Regions from separate parts of the Mus musculus genome. Here regions 1 and 2 are each linked to region 3. A link is a loop called in an ENCODE intact Hi-C map of the cell type or tissue named here. Cell type or tissue: left cerebral cortex. All regions are shown on one strand.

The links. Hi-C counts contacts between places; a loop is a spot of excess contacts. Peaks named below come from ENCODE experiments on the same cell type or tissue, not always from the same donor. Only the 100,000 strongest peaks of a DNase experiment are listed, where the experiment ranks them.
Region 1: it touches region 3 in a loop (7-fold over the local background); 16 of 42 quality-filtered maps call a loop at or near these places.
Region 2: a loop joins it to region 3, with 4 times the contacts of the local background. A loop is called at or near these places in 36 of 42 quality-filtered maps.

Annotation. Positions count from the first base shown.
Region 1 is chr5:113,223,992-113,228,991 of GRCm38, reverse strand. It overlaps Tmem211 (transmembrane protein 211), which reads right to left and starts at 2,083. Exons shown (of 5, transcript NM_001033428.2): 1 at 1,991-2,083. In left cerebral cortex, a CTCF peak has its summit at 2,222 (motif pointing right); DNase peaks (open chromatin) are centred at 2,247 and 4,915.
Region 2 is chr5:113,165,062-113,170,061 of GRCm38, reverse strand. All of the region lies in intron 6 of 2900026A02Rik (RIKEN cDNA 2900026A02 gene), which reads left to right. Among named protein-coding and RNA genes, the nearest start is that of Gm42161, 22 kb to the right of the region's middle. In left cerebral cortex, a CTCF peak has its summit at 2,143 (motif pointing right); DNase peaks (open chromatin) are centred at 2,154, 2,899, 4,430 and 4,913; H3K27ac peaks cover 1,050 bases.
Region 3 is chr5:113,097,767-113,102,766 of GRCm38, reverse strand. It overlaps 2900026A02Rik (RIKEN cDNA 2900026A02 gene), which reads left to right. Exons shown (of 13, transcript NM_001375886.1): 7 at 1,190-1,308; 8 at 4,929-5,000. Among named protein-coding and RNA genes, the nearest start is that of Crybb3, 19 kb to the right of the region's middle. In left cerebral cortex, a CTCF peak has its summit at 3,020 (motif pointing left); DNase peaks (open chromatin) are centred at 1,119, 1,925, 3,010, 3,487 and 2 more places; H3K27ac peaks cover 1,889 bases.

The DNA.
Region 1 (5,000 bases), 130 kb before region 3:
AGCGCCACACCTCCTAATAGTGCTACTCCCTGGGTGAAGCATATCAAACCATCCCACTATCTAATTATCATCTAGATGTCTATGTATTACCTACCTGTCTATCCATCTACCTGTCTATTTATCAATGTATCTATCTCTATCACTGTCTGTCTGTCTATCATCTATCTATAAGCATCTATCTCTCTATCCCTTCCTCCCACCCACTCATGTGTGTAGCTATCCTATTATCTTTCCACCCCACACCATACTAATTAAGCATCTAGTACATGCTACGGTCTATCCTGGATGCTAGGTCGACCTCATTTTTTTTTTTAAATCACCATGTGGTTGCTGGGATTTGAACTCAGGACCTTTGGAAGAGCAACTGGCGCTCTTAACCACTGAGCGATCTCTCCAGCCCTCCTGGGTGCTAGGAACTGAACACGGGTCAGGACAGCCACAGCCTCTCTCCTGTGGATCCCACCCCTGCCTGAGGAAGAGAGATGTTGAGGAACTAAATCAATATATGAAGCAGATGTGAGGCAGTGTCATAGGAAACAATGGGATAGAGAGATAATCTGTGTGGAAGGGTCTTACAAAGCCTTGTGAGAAAGCCAAGTCTGACCTAAAGGTGGAGATGGGGGAGCTGTGTGTAGGTGTGGAAAGAGCACTACAGGCTGAGTGTGGCGCAGGTGCAAAGGCCCTGAGGCCAGCACATGCAGGGCACATCAGCAGAAGCAGAGAGGCCTCTCGGGTGGTTGGAATACAGAGTGATGGGGTGGTGGAGCCCCAGCATGGACAAACAGTGGTCAAGCTGTGCAGCAACCATGGAGGTGAAAGTCAACCTGACCAGATTTGCTGAAGGTATGAGAGGGAGTGTGTGTGTGTGTGTGTGTGTGTGTGTGTGTGTGTGTGTGTGAGATATCCCCAGGGCTTTTGGCCTGGAGTCTGGACCTGAGTGATAAGAGCTGGATCAGAGAAAGCAGTGGCTGAACAGGAGGCTGTGGCACTGAACCATGTGCATGGCAGATAGATGATCAATAGATGAGAGATAGATAGATAGATAGATAGATGAGAGATAGATAGATGAGAGATAGATAGATGAGAGATACATGAGAGATAGAGGGATGATAGATAGATAATTGATAGATGATAGATAAATTGATTGATAGATGATAGATAGGTAGATGGATGATAGATAGATTAATTGATAGATGATAGGTAGGTAGATAGATGATAGATAGGTAGATAGATGATAGATGGATGATAAATTAATTGATAGATGTTAGGTAGATAGATGATAGATAGATAAATAGATACATAGATGATAGATAAATTGATTGATAGATGATAGATGATCGATAGATGATAGATGATAAATACATAGATAGATAGATGATAGATAGATAGATGATATACAGACAGACAGACAGACAAATAGACAGATAGGGGATAGATACATAGAGACAGAGATGGCCAGGCTGCCCAGGCGAGACCTGAGGTCCTTCAACACATGGTCTCTTTCACTAGTATATGCCTCAACCAGGCCTGCTGGCTCTGTCACCTGGGACAAACAATACAATGGCTCAAAGCCTCTGTTTCCCCAACTACAAGATCCCTGGCCTACAACAGGGCTGCTTGACGTTTGGAGGGATGGGTTCCTTTGAACATATGATTTTTAAACTGTGGCTGTGTTCCACATTCAAGCTTCAAACCACACAGAGACACGAGCACACGACAGTGTGTGGTTCTAGGGCTCCCAGGGCCCCTAAGCAGTGCCTGAGGCCAGCCCGGCTCCTCCCCTGATATTCCCTCATCACTTTGGGTCAGGCTTCTTCAAGGTTACCTCTACAATGTGACCTCCCCTCATCCAGCTCTGGCTTAGAAGCTCTGGCCTGGAATGTAAATCTGTGAGCTTTAAAAAGGTGTCTTCCCCTTTAAAGGTCACATTCAGGTGGGTAAGCAGAGCAGGGTCACGTGAGGCGCTGGTCCGAGAAGAGTGTGTACTCACCCGTGCAAGGTTTCCTTCCTGAAATCAATAGCTATTCACTCTGGGCTGACGGATGGGCTGGACTGAGAGGGCAACTCCAGTCTCAAATAGGATGGGAGGAGGGGATGGTTTCCTGGGTAGGAGAAGGCACCGCTAGGGGTCCCAGAGCTACTATTAAATACTGGGGTCCAAACTGGGTATCCAAGCGTCCACCCCGAGTCTCACTGGCTTCATAGGAAGCCAGTGCTGCAGGATGCGCCAGCAGAGGGCGCGCTCACTCCACCTTCTTTCCGTGGGCTAATTCCCATGGCTTCTAGCTGAGGCTTGGCCAGCTTCACCGAGCATTTCCTGTAATTGTTCCCTTCCCTTCCCTTTCTCCAAGTCTGTCTTCCCTCGCTCCTGTTGGACTGGGATCACCTTCCCAAAGACGCCCGAACACGCCCAAGTTTGCCTGGGGCTCTGTTTGCCAGACCGAGCTTCCTGCTATGTGAATGAGTTCCAGCTCCCTCCTCTGCGGGTGAGGGCTGGAGAGACATCACCTCTTGAAGGGTTGTGGCCCTCGAAGCAGAATCCCCTGGATTGGTACCCCGCTAGTTTCACTAGTATCATCTCTACTGGGGAACTCGGGGTCTCCTTTGTGGATTATCTGTCGCCCGGTAAATTTAGAAGGAAACTCTTTAGAGGAGTTTGAGAGAAAGCAGGTCAGGTGGGCTGGAGGGAGTAGCTGCCTGTAGGAGGGGGGTGGAGAGTCAGAGCTGGTCAGTTACAGGTCAGGAAAGCAGGAACAGGAGCTGGGGATGCCTGGAGCATCCATTTACCTCCAGGAGCAGGCTTCCAGGTAGGAATCCAGACAGCGGGCAGGCTCATCCAGGAGGATCTGAGCCGCAGCATGCCTGGGTGCAGTTTGGGTTATATGAGCGTGCATCTCATTAAAGGCACAGTTATTTTTCCCATCTTCGCTTAATTGTATTCTGAGCACCGTCTCACTTAGCCCAGGCATACCTTGACTTCTCTTTGACGCCGCGGATAACCCACTGCCTCCACCCTACCATGCAGCCCTGCAGCATCCCAGATGGGATCGAACCCAGGGCTGGTAACCGCTGTCCAGTGAGCCACAGACCCCTACTCTCCGCCTCAACCCCCCTCCCCGCCCCCTGCGCGCCATCATCCAACGCGTCTTCGGGTTCTGTTTTCCTACTCAGGTGATTGGCAGAGCAAGTGAGACATCGCGAGAGGATAATGGTGTCCCTGCTGTCTCAGAACCATAATTTAGATTGCGTCTCTTCCCGGCTTGGAGGTATGATTCAGGTCCCTGTCCTTTTGCCCAAAACCCCTAAAAGAATAAATTTCAATTAATTAAAGAAGAAAAAAAAAATCCATCTTCCCCTGGGCCTCAGGAAAATCAAATCTTGAGGAGAGGCCCCGGGACACTCTCCCTTTTCTACGAAATCAGTGTGTTACCATGGAAACGGGAGGCGGAGTCCAAGGATGATTCTGAGAGGGAGGGTCTGTAATAAATAGCAAGACAAAGCAACTTAGTGGAGAAAGGCTTGTTCTGGCTTCACACTTTCCTAGGGACACAACCCATCACGGCGGGGCGGGGGGTGGGGGGAGTGTGGTGGCCAAGGAGTCGGAGTCCGGCTGGGGAAGCAAAGAGTGGACAGGAAGTAGAGCCAGGCCATGAAACCCCAAGGCCTTCCTTTCCCCCAGTGACTCACTTCCTCTCCTCTCCTTCCTAGAGCAGCGATTCTCAACTTTCCTAACTCTGCGACCCTTTAACACAGTTCCTCATGCTGTGCTGACCCCCCCACCCCACCCCGGCCATAAAATTAGTTCATTGCTACTTTCATAGCTGTAAAACTTTGCTACTGTTACGAATCATAATGCAAAAGTCTGATATGCCACATGCTCCTAAATGACCCACCTCAGGGGTCGTGACCCGCAGGTTGAGAACTGCTCTCCTAAATTTTCCTCAACCTTCCCAGACAGTGTCACCAGATAGAGATACTGGTATTCTAATGTCTGTGCCTGTGGGGGAATGGTTCACACTCGAACCACAACGGGGCCTATCCTTGGTGACCAAGAGCCCTGAATTGTGTCCTGTGATGATGCTGGCTCTAAGCGCGGTTCCTTCTTGAGGGTCAGCTCTGTTTCAGTATTTGAATCGTTACATGGTCATTGAGCTATACATAGATCAGCTGAGGGTAAGGTCCTCCCAGTAGTGCAATGCACTACAGCAGCAGCAGAGGTTTGGAGGGAAGAGGAAGCATTTCAAAGAGCAGATTGGTTCTTACCGTCAAAAACCAGGAAGGGCTATGGATGTGACTGAGTTGGTAGAGTGCTTGCCTGGTCAGCAGGAAGAGCTGGGTCTGATCCTCCGCACCTAAAGACTGGGCATTTGTGACAAAGGACTGTAATCCTAGCACTTGGGAGGCTGAGGCAGGAGGATTGACACAAGTTTCAGACTAGCTGTATTAAAACCCTGGCCGTGAAATAAAGCAAAAGCCAAGAACAGCTGAAACAGGGCCCTGCTAGGTAGCTGTGGTTTCCAGGGCTACCCAGTCGGTAGGGCAGATAAAACAGCATCACCCCCCAGGACACATGAAGCACACTGTGCGCAGCCCCCCCTGACCACCCGGGCGCTCAGGATCCCCTGCACTGAGGTTGGGCCAAGCCACCGTGGAATCTCCATTGTTATTGCAAATGCTGTTAGTCAGAACTATCTCTACAGACTTCCCGGAGGAGGCTGATGGTGGCTGATAAAAGATTCTAGGACAGTCCCTGGGGTGTACTGTCCTCTGTGTACCAGAATGAACAAGCCTGGGGTTCTGGCTCCAGGTAGAATGTGGAACCTGACACTCCCTGCTCAGGGTGTAATCCCTGGGCTTGTGTGGCTGGCAGCCTCTCACCTGGCAAGCACAAGAGAATGTGGAGGAGTCCAACCTGTCTCCCAGGAAGTCTCCCCTCCCCTGCCCCACGAGGACCCAGGTGCTTCTGGGAGTTGTAGTTTGGTTTGCTTCAGTGTTTCCTC
Region 2 (5,000 bases), 67 kb before region 3:
GTTTAACTCAGCATGTCCAACCTGGAGCTGGCTTACTGTCTCCCCCCTGCAAACGACTTCTTATGACACCCAGTCCCAGCCTGGCTGCCCCGCAGGTGTGCAGTCAGTGAACCCCATCATGTTTGTGAGGTCTGTGGTGACCACATGAGGTGTGTTCTGCTCTGATGGAAATGTGTGTTTGGGGGTGTTTCAGTTCAGGGCAGTTCCTGATCCTGCCTCTTGGTGGGCCATGATTGTTGTGCTTCTGAGCTATATAGCATTGCTGTCGATTAGAATTGCATGCATTGCAAGGTGTGGCTACAGTTGCTGCACTCCCCACCTGCAGTGTTTGAGTGTCCCCCACCCTTTGATTGCTAATACTCTCATGCCTTTTTTAATGCTCACACACCTTCAAGTACTGTTTGGCAGAGTTCTGGTAATGTTCTTTAAAATGTCCTGGAAGATTCCAGTCTGAGCCCCTGTTTCTCACCCAGCCTGTGTGGAAAAACAGCTTTATCCTAAAAGTCAACTCCTGATGATGGGCCATGCCTAAGGACTTTGGAGGCCGTGGGAGATGGTTCTATAATCCATTAGTGATGTCTGCATGAATCAAGGCAGGCAGAGAACTGGATGTCAAGTGTTTGTTACTCCTGGTTCAGGAGCAAGTTTTGTGACACGCAAACACACACACATACACACACACACACACAGAGTTCAGTGCACATATGAATGCACATGCCCCAAAAGAATTTGGAGAACTTTGCTTACAGTTCTCGAAATCTCAGAAATATTTGTCTATGTTTTGTCTCCCTCCCTTGTGGGTCTGGGCTCTCCTCCAACACAGGGGTACCTGAGCCTTGCAATCTATCAAGGTCTCAGGAGCTACCCAGCCTCCTGATGCCCGTGTCCTGTCCCAAATGGGACATCACCAAGTGTGTAGCAGGAAGATTCTCACAGGCTGCTGGGGACCCACACTGGGATCCTCACGCCTGCACAGCAAGCTCTCTACCCTCTGAGGATTCGCCAGCCCAGGATGATCTTGCACTCGCTTGGTAACCCAGGCAGGTCTTCCATCCTCCTGTCTCAATCTCTTGAGTAGCTAGAAAGACAAGCCTGAGTCATGATACCTGGCTATGACTTTTAAAAATAACTGTATAGTTTGTCTGTTTAAATTTCAACAGCTTTTGTTTGTTTGTTTGGAGACAGGGTTTCTCTGTGTAGCCCTGGCTGTCCTGGAGCTTGCTCTGTAGACCAGGCTGGCCTCGAACTCACAGAGATTTGTCTGCCTCTGTCTGGAGTTAAAGCCTGGTAGGGGCCCACCACCAGGCTAAACTTTGAATGCTCAGAGCTATAAAACCATTGCTACAGTGGGGCTTAGAAACTGTTATCACCCCCTGGGGATACCTACACCCACCAGTTGCCACACCTCCACTCCTTCCTCTCATGAGTCTGCTCTCTGGGCACATTCACCTGCACCCCAGAACCCAGAGGGATTTAGCAGCTCAGCAGAGACTTTTGGGCCTGGCTTTCCCTTGGAATGCTTCCGGTTTTGTGCATACAAGTGTCATGAACAAGTACCTTGTTCCTTTTTCATGGCTGAATAATATTCTGCTATATAAACATCCCATTTATTTATAATTAATAAAAGGGCTCAGGACACTGAGCTGGCATGGATCTCTACACAGAGTCCCTAGGTGGGACAGAGTGCGTGGGTGGATCTCTGAGGGTAGACCCCCCCAACTCACTATTGCTCAGCAGGGATTCCTAATGCCAGGCCTTCCTTGAGATGCCCTCAATTACCTTGAGATTCCTAACTCTAGCTTTGCAGCCCTGTCCCTCTGGACTGTGCGACTGAAGCTGCTTTGAGGGGGGACAAGCCCAGCCAGGGCAGGAATTCAGTGCCATGCAAGGTCAGAGGACTTGATACCTTCATGCCATGGTGCTGAGGCCTCACAAGGGTCTAGCTGATGGACTGAGGCTTGGAGAAACTGAGGCATGGGGAAGTGAGGTGATTTGGACAAAGCAGAGACTGGGGGGCATCAGAAGGACTCTGTACCCTGCAGCATCAGGTCTCAGTAGGGTGAGTGCTTTCTGACTGAGTTTTCTGTCCCTGTTCCCCCAGCCTTCTGTGAGATTGACCTTAACCAGAAACGACCACCAGGGGGCAGGGTGGAGGTGCTCAATGCAGTAGATTTTTAACATTCATTTTGTGTGTGTGTTGTGAGGTGTCAGTTCTGTATTCCATGTGGGTCCCAAGGATCAAATCCTGGGGGCCCTTAGGCTTTATATCAAGTGTCTTTGCTCACTGAGCCCTCGCTCAGGCCCAAGTTACTACTTTGTTTCTAAAGCCCGTCTCTTTGTCCTCAGCCTCTGAGGCCTCCTTTTCCATGACCCTGTTGATTCTCTCTGTCCACGGAGCTCGCTAATGGGCCATCCTGCCGTGTTCGCCCTTGACCCTGGGATGGTTTCTGTTCTTGGTACCCAGCGTCAGGGCCATCCTGGGTTGAGACCCTGCTGCATCCTGGGTTGAGGGCCATCCTGGATTGAGCACCCATGCCGCATGCTGGCCACATTTATGTTTACAATGATGCCTCTCTACCAGACAGAGGAAGAAACCTGTTTTTATTTCTAAAAGGAATGTGTGCTGGGTAGGAGGTAGGGTGCTCTGGTTAGCCCACAGCGAGAGAGCCTCGTGGGCTTGGGAACAATACTGCCGACTTGACAGGTTTTGAGACACCGCGCCTTTGGCTTGAAGTGTCTGACATCTTAGACCCATGGGTCCCTGTACACAGTAGGGGGCAGCATCCAGTAGGGCCTCAGGGGAAGTGGTGAGTGGGCGAGCTGCCTGGGTTCACATGCAGATGCCTGGGGTGCAGGAAGTGGGAGGTGTGATACTGACTCCGTGCCCCCCCCCCTCCCGCAGCACCCACTCCCTGTCTCTGCACAGGAATGTGGCTCGTGGGTCTGGCCGGCCACGTGGTCTGTGTGTCCGTGGAGGCTGAAATGTAGGTCACAGATGCAAGCCTTTGACCGACCTAAGACAGCACAGGAGAGTTAAACCCTCCCCCCGCCCCGCAGACAGATCTAGCTCACCAGAGTTTCTAACACAAGGTGTTAGACTCCCACAGGGTTCCCAAATCTAGTTTTGCAGCAGCCCTGTCCTTTGGGACTGCACACCAGGAGCTAACAGGATGCCAGGCCCACCCAGGGCAGGAATTCAGTGACATGCAGGGTCACTAATAAAAAGGCACAGAGGTAACCTATGATGCAGGTCACCTTTGGAGACCCTGGCATCAGTCCCTTAGAGGCATCCAGCTTGCTTTAGAGTGAGGGGTCATGTCTGAGCACCGGTTCAGGGCCTGCCATGGCCAGGAAGGGGCCTACGGAGGAGGAGCCAGAGGGAGTTGGCAGGCTAGGAGGGAGGGATGCCCAATTGTTGCATGAGGAGCTTGGGACAAGGAACTGTGGCTGGGACAAGGTGGCAAGGCCCTAGCTGGACCTCAGGCAATGAGCAGAGCCAGCCAGGTGGAGGCAGAGGTTAACTGGGACCCTGCGGGTCACTACACACATGTGACTCAAATGACAGGTCTCCTTGTCCGGCGCTGGAGGCCAGAGTGGGAAGTGAGTCTCGGTGTCGACAGGACGCCTTGCCTCCGGACAGTGCTTGGGAGAGTCCATTCTGTTGCCCGCCAGCCCCTCGAGGGTGCAGGCTTTTCTTGGCTTGAAGTCATGCTCTCCCTCCATAGTCTGCCTGACTCTCCCATGAATGTGCAGCCTCACCCCCTGCCCCCGTGACTGTACCTTGGGCCATCACAGCAAGGCACTAGAGGGAGGGACTGATATTTATTCCTGGAGGCTGAAAGCACAAGGTCAAGAAGTTGGAGGCTTCCGTCCCTCCACAGAGGACCTGTTCTTCCTCACGATGGTGCCTCTGGGTGTCCTCAGATGACAGAAGGGTTGAGCTGTCCCTTCAGCCCTTCCGAAGCCTGAGAAGTGGGTCCCTCATGGCTTCACCTTCTGAGGCTGGCCCCACGATCCAGAATGAGCCCACGTCGGGTTCCCTATGCTGTCTGCACCACTGGCTTCAGACATCGCCAGTTTCAAGATCGTAGGCGGAAGCATAGTTTTGGGGGTCGTCAGGGTCCGGTGGGGAGAGGCGAATAGGGCCCTGGGGTAGGGCGTTCACATAATACATCTAATAATACATCGTAATCTGCCGTTTTCCGTGCGTTCTGTCTACACCCTGGGCTTGCCTGGTCTGAGTTTGGAAGTTTCTTTTTTCTCTTGTCTTCCCCTACCACTACCTCCCATGGTGCCCTTCACTGTCATCGATGCTCCGCCCCCTCTACTGAGGCTCCGCCCCTATGCCTCCTGCTGTCCTGTGAGCTCCCCAGCTGGGCCCTGTTCTCCTTGTCCCTGGCTCCCTGCTGGGCCATCTGTCTTATGTGGCTTTGGGGTTCCTCTCTTTCCTGCCCATGTGGCTCCCTGTCATTCCATATCCTGTGTCTCTTTCTGCTTGTCACTCCCGGCCTCGCCTCCCGTCTCTCTTCCCTTCTCCCTGCTGCCCACTCTGCTTTGCCGTTGGTCTAGAGGAGCCCACAGCAGCAGGATCTGTCTGCCCGCCCGGCCTCTGGGCAGTCAGTCCTTTAGTCAGCAGTCAGCCCTAAGGCCCTGCTTCTCCTCACCCCGTTAGCAGAGTGCCCAGTCAGTCAGTCAGTCAGTCAGTCTGTCAGTCTGAGCGCAGAGTACAGGCGTCACCTGCTCTGTCTGTCAGTCAGCTGCTGGGGCAGGCACTGCCTTGGACTTGTGTCAGTAACTAAGCATGGCCCAGCCCTCCACTGTTCTGTCAGACAGCTGTCAGTCAGAGAGCAGGGCATGCGCTCCAACTTGTGGTTGGTCGGTTAGTGAGTAGGGCGGGCTTCCAACTGTTTTCAGGGCAGCTCCTCAGTGAATGAGCAGGGCCCACTGTGTTAACCAGTCAGGGTGTCCAGGCCCAGTTGTTAGGGGGCGGGGCTGGTCTT
Region 3 (5,000 bases):
ATTGAAAGACCGTAGCTGGGAGAGTCATGAAAGGCCAGGCTGGGAGGCCATCTGAATCACTGCTGAGTGAGCAGCCCACCCAAGGCCACTCTTGGTTACTCTTGAGAGCTCCAGGGCATAGTGGCTGGTTTCCATGGTGACAATGCAAGACAAGGCCTTTCTCACACCATCCGGATGAGTGGGGACGTCAGCAGGGCAGGTGTCACACTGACTCATGAGCCACCCCTGATGTCAGGCACTAGACAGGGCCCACGGCTAGCTCTGTGATGACCTGTCCCCTTGCTTCCAGCCTGCAAGTCACACCACTGGTCCAGGGCATCTCTTTCCCTGTTAGATTGAGCTCTATGAGGTGGCCTCACATCAGGTGACTTGATACAGGCTCAGGGTCACTGCTATGTGGGTGCGGGGCTGGACAGTGCTGGGAGGTGGTCTGGTAAATCTGGAATGTGGGAACAGCCTTCCTGGTGTTTCTAGAGTGTTGAAGTGGGAGGAGATGGGCTGCACTGTGTTGGACACAGGCACTGACAGGGCCAAGTGACACCCATCAGGACCCTGTACCTGGCTCTAATAAGTTACTTTTCTTGGTGCTGTATCAAGATTCTGGCTAATGGAGGGAATTCTGGTTATCTGAGGGGGTTCTGGTTAACTGAGGGGCCCTGGCTAATGGCGTGGGTTCTGGGTAACTGAAGGGGTTCTGGTTAACAGAGGGGTTCTGGTTAACTGAGGGAGTCCTGGTTAACAGAGGGGAGGTTTTCTCCTGCCCACTGCTCCAGAAAGCACAGCCCACTGTGGTGGGAAGGCCTGGCCACAGGGCATGCTTGGTCCTTGGTGGTAGAAATTTGTTCACATGGAGGATCTGGAAACGGCTTGGGCAGGAAGCAGGACAGATTCACTTTAAGCCGGCCTCCATCAGCCCACGCTGCTGGTGAAGCCTTATGCCCCAAAGATTTCATAACCTCCCTAATGGAGACCAGGTATTCACACAGAGGTGCTGCAGGGGACATTCATACCGGAACCAAGCCACAGTCCATCCAGAGTGCCCATCTGAGCCCAGAAAGTGCTGCTTCCTGTCCTGTCTCAGCAGACTGGGGTGTTGGTCTCCTTTGCGCTAACATGGGAAGCAGCGGGAGCCGGGTACTGTGAGGGCGTGTGTCCATCTGTGCCTGAATCCCTCCTCCTGTCCTTGCAGAACCAGCTGAAGCAGTGTTTCTCCAGGCGAGCCCCTGAGGCCAAGGATACTGACACCCTCGTGCAGGAAGCCGACAGCCAGTATGGGACCTGGGCAGACCAGCACCAGAACGGGGGCAGGTAAGACTCACCTAGGTGATGCTGCCCGGTCCTCGGTGACACAGATGGGACAGAGGCTGCCTTGGTTTCTGATGCCGTGATTAACACTGTGACCTAAAGCAACTTGGGGAGGAAAGGGTTTTACATTTCCACATCACGGTTCACTACTAAAGGCAGTGAGGGCAGGGAGCTGATGCAGAGGCCATGGAGGGGTGCTGCTTACTGCCTTGCTTCCCCTGCCTTGATCAGCCTGCTCTCTTATAGAACAAAGACTACCAGCCCAGAGATGGTCCCACCCACATCAATCACTAATTAAGAAAATGCCCTACAGCCTTGCCTAAAGTCTTAATGGGGGCATTTTCTCAATTGAGGCTCCCTCCTCTCAGATGAGCTTGTGTCTGGTGGACATAAAACTATTCGGCACAGAGTCTATGTGACAGTCTCAGAGATTTCTGTATTTTAGGAAATTGTAACAGGAAGAGGCATAAGAAAGGCATAAGAAAAGCTCAAAAAGATGGAAATAAAGTGTAAAATATTGACAGCAGGCAAGCAGTCTGGACAGTCAGGAGCGTGCAGAGGTAGGCAGACCCACAGGGACAGACACCCACAAGGACAAACGTACAGACATAGTAAACTGGAACACTGCTGTAAACAGGAGGCAGGTCAGCAGTGCGGGCAGCGGTCTGGGTACCTTGTGGTAGCACAGCATTCTGAGGTTCGTCAAACACAAGGCTCCCCACACGCATCCACACGTGCCTTAAAGCATTTATAGACGACAATGCCATATTACAGTGCCAAAGCCTGGTCTCTCCCATGAGGCCAGGCTGGTCTCTCTGGGGCCGGCTGCACAGCGCTGTAGGGTGTGTCACTCCTGGTAAGCTCTGTGTCCGGAGTGCTTTTCCACTATGTAAACACACTGAAGATGGACGGACAGACAGCAGCCCTGGGTCCACCCCAAGCCCAGGAAACAATTATGTACAACAATGAACAGTAACAGCCAACAGCAAAGTGTAAAACCAGAAAACCGCTATTGGGCCTCAGGGTCACAACTGCATTTGTGTGTCTGCTGTCAGGAGTGTGTGTGTCTGTGTGAGTCTGTGTGTTTGTGTGTGTACACATACCTGACGATTCATGGTCCGCACACTATTCTGTAAGCAGTATGAGCATGTATGTGGTTCGAAGAATCCTCTTCTGCCTGGCTGGGAAGGAACCCTTGGGTCAGCTGTTGGGAACTGCAGATGGGAGGTGGTGGCAAACCCATCCCTCCCTCATGGGGGGTGCAGGGTCAGTGAGATGAATCTGCCCACGGGCACCTTCCTCCACAGAAAGGGCAGGTGCCTGGCATCTGCTGCAGGCTTCGGTCATGCCTGACTGACTAGCCCTATGGTCTCTGGACATCATGCCAGGATGGGAAACTGAGGCTCAGAGAGAGGCAGGGACCTGAGTAAAAAAACACTCTATCAGTGGCTAAGTGATCTGGGCTTGTACCCGGGCCTCCATCTCTCCCACCGCTCCTAACCTATGACTTATGTGTGTAGTGAGCTTCCTCGAGTGTTTGTAAGCATCCCTGTGGGAGCTTCCAACTATCTGGTTATCTGTGCTGTCTCCAGAGGGACCCTGAGTCCCTGCAGGACCCCATTCCTCCAGCTTCTGTCTGAAGATCTGAGACCTTGGAGCTTCCAATGGCTAGTGCCCCCTGCTGTCCTCCAAAGGAACTGCAGCTTCCTGGGACCAGGCTCTCTTGCCTTGGACAGTGGTGCCCCCTGCTGCCTGGAAGGTGGTACTTCCCTCAGCCTCTGTGTTTGCCCTCTTCCCTGTTAACACCCCCATGCCTCCCAGCCATGAAAGTGTTTTTGAGTTGGGAAACAGACTAGCACTCCAGGGTGGAGGATTCAGCCCCAGGGGTGTCAGGTGAGCCCTCCTGTGCAATACTGTCTAAGCTCCTTGTTCTTTCAGTGTATGAGGAGAGGTTGTGGCTACAATGTTTCCATCTGTGGTGGTCCTGGTGACTTGCCTGGGTGGTACCCAAAATCCCCTCAAGATTCCATTTCCCACATGGTGCCTGGAAGAGTAGGTTCTCAAGTCTCCACTGAGCGTGTGAGGGAGAGAGAGGCCGAGTGTGTGAGGGAGGGAGAGGCTGAGTATGTGAAGGAGGGAGGACTGAGTGTGTGAGGGAGGGAGGACCGAGTGTGTGAGGGAGGGACTGAGAGACTGAGTGAGTGGGTAACTAAGCTAGTGACTGACTGGCTGAGTGAGTAAGTGACTGAAGTGAGCAAGTAAATGGCTGACGGGAGAGAGGGACCACTGAGTGCTTGGATGAGGGAGTGAATGAGTGACTGACTAGACTGACTGGCTGGCTGGCTGACTCACTGACTGGGCATATGAATGAATGAATGAATGAATGAATGAGTAACTCACTGGCTGACTGACTGACTGACTGGCTGACTGACTGACTGACACCGAGGAGGTAACTGAATGCCTGACTTACTGATTGGGTGACTGGCTGTGTGACTGGCTGAATGAATGAATGGCTGACACTAACTCACTGGCTGGCTGGCTGACTAACTAACTAACTGAGTGGGTGACTGAATGCCTGACTCACTGATTGGGTGACTGGCTGGGTTACTGACTGGGTAACTGGATGAATGAATGAATAAATGAATGGTTGGTTGACTGAGTAGCTCACTGGCTGACTGGGTGACTAACTGACTGACTGAGTAGGTGACTGAATGCCTAACTGGCTGGCTGGCTGGATGGATGGATGGATGAGTGGATGGATGGATGGTTGGTTGACAGAGTAACTCACTAACCAACTGGCTGGCTGGCCAGGTGAGCGAGGCAGCTGTTGGTCTGAATCAAGAGGCCCGAGGCCCAGTCTTCTGTGCTGGTTATTAGGGACCCTCCGACCTGCCTCGCCGTCACCCAGGGGAAACGCAGCAGGAGCTGCCCACATAGGCCCTGCATTGTGTCAGCTGTGCAGGTCATCAGGGAGTACACAGAGTGGGGGAAGTGGGTTTTGTCTTTAGAGGGGTCCCCAGGGTTGGTGTTAGAAGTGGACTGATGAGTCCCGGCAGGTCCCCACATGGACGGACCTGAGGTCTGAGGTCCCTGAAGCTTTTTTTCTTCAGAGCCTTGAAGTTCACCACATATCTCCCCACGGCCTGTGTTGCCTCTCATTCATTCATCATTCTCTGTCTGTCTGTCTGTCTCTCTCTCTCTGCCTCCCCCTGTGTGTGTGTGTTTATATGTGTGTGTTCGTGTTTCTAGGAACAGGTGGTTGCTATATAGCCCAGGTTGGCCTCCATCCCCTGACCCTCCTGCTTCTGCCTCCTCCTGTGGCGATTCCTGGTGTGCCACCATCACTCTGGGTTGGGTCTTGGCTCTCCTTTGCAACCTGCGCTCAGCAGCTCCTGGGTTGGGTGGCGCACAGTCTCTGGAGCAGACTGAGGAGCATCCCCGTTCTACACCTGAGCAGTGTCTCGTGGGACAACGGACCCCTAGCTACTGTTGCCAGGAGTGGAGATCTTCCAGGAAGCCCTGGTGTCCTCTGAGCTTGAACTCTGAGCCGCATGCTCCTGTGCTTGGGGTTTGGTGTCCTAGGACCCTCAGTGACCTCTGTCACCTTCCACCTTTTCTTGCAGTTTTGGCCCCGAGTCTCCGTCTCCTGACAGCAGCGCAGCGTCCGTGGGAAAGCAGCCCCCTGGCAGTCACTT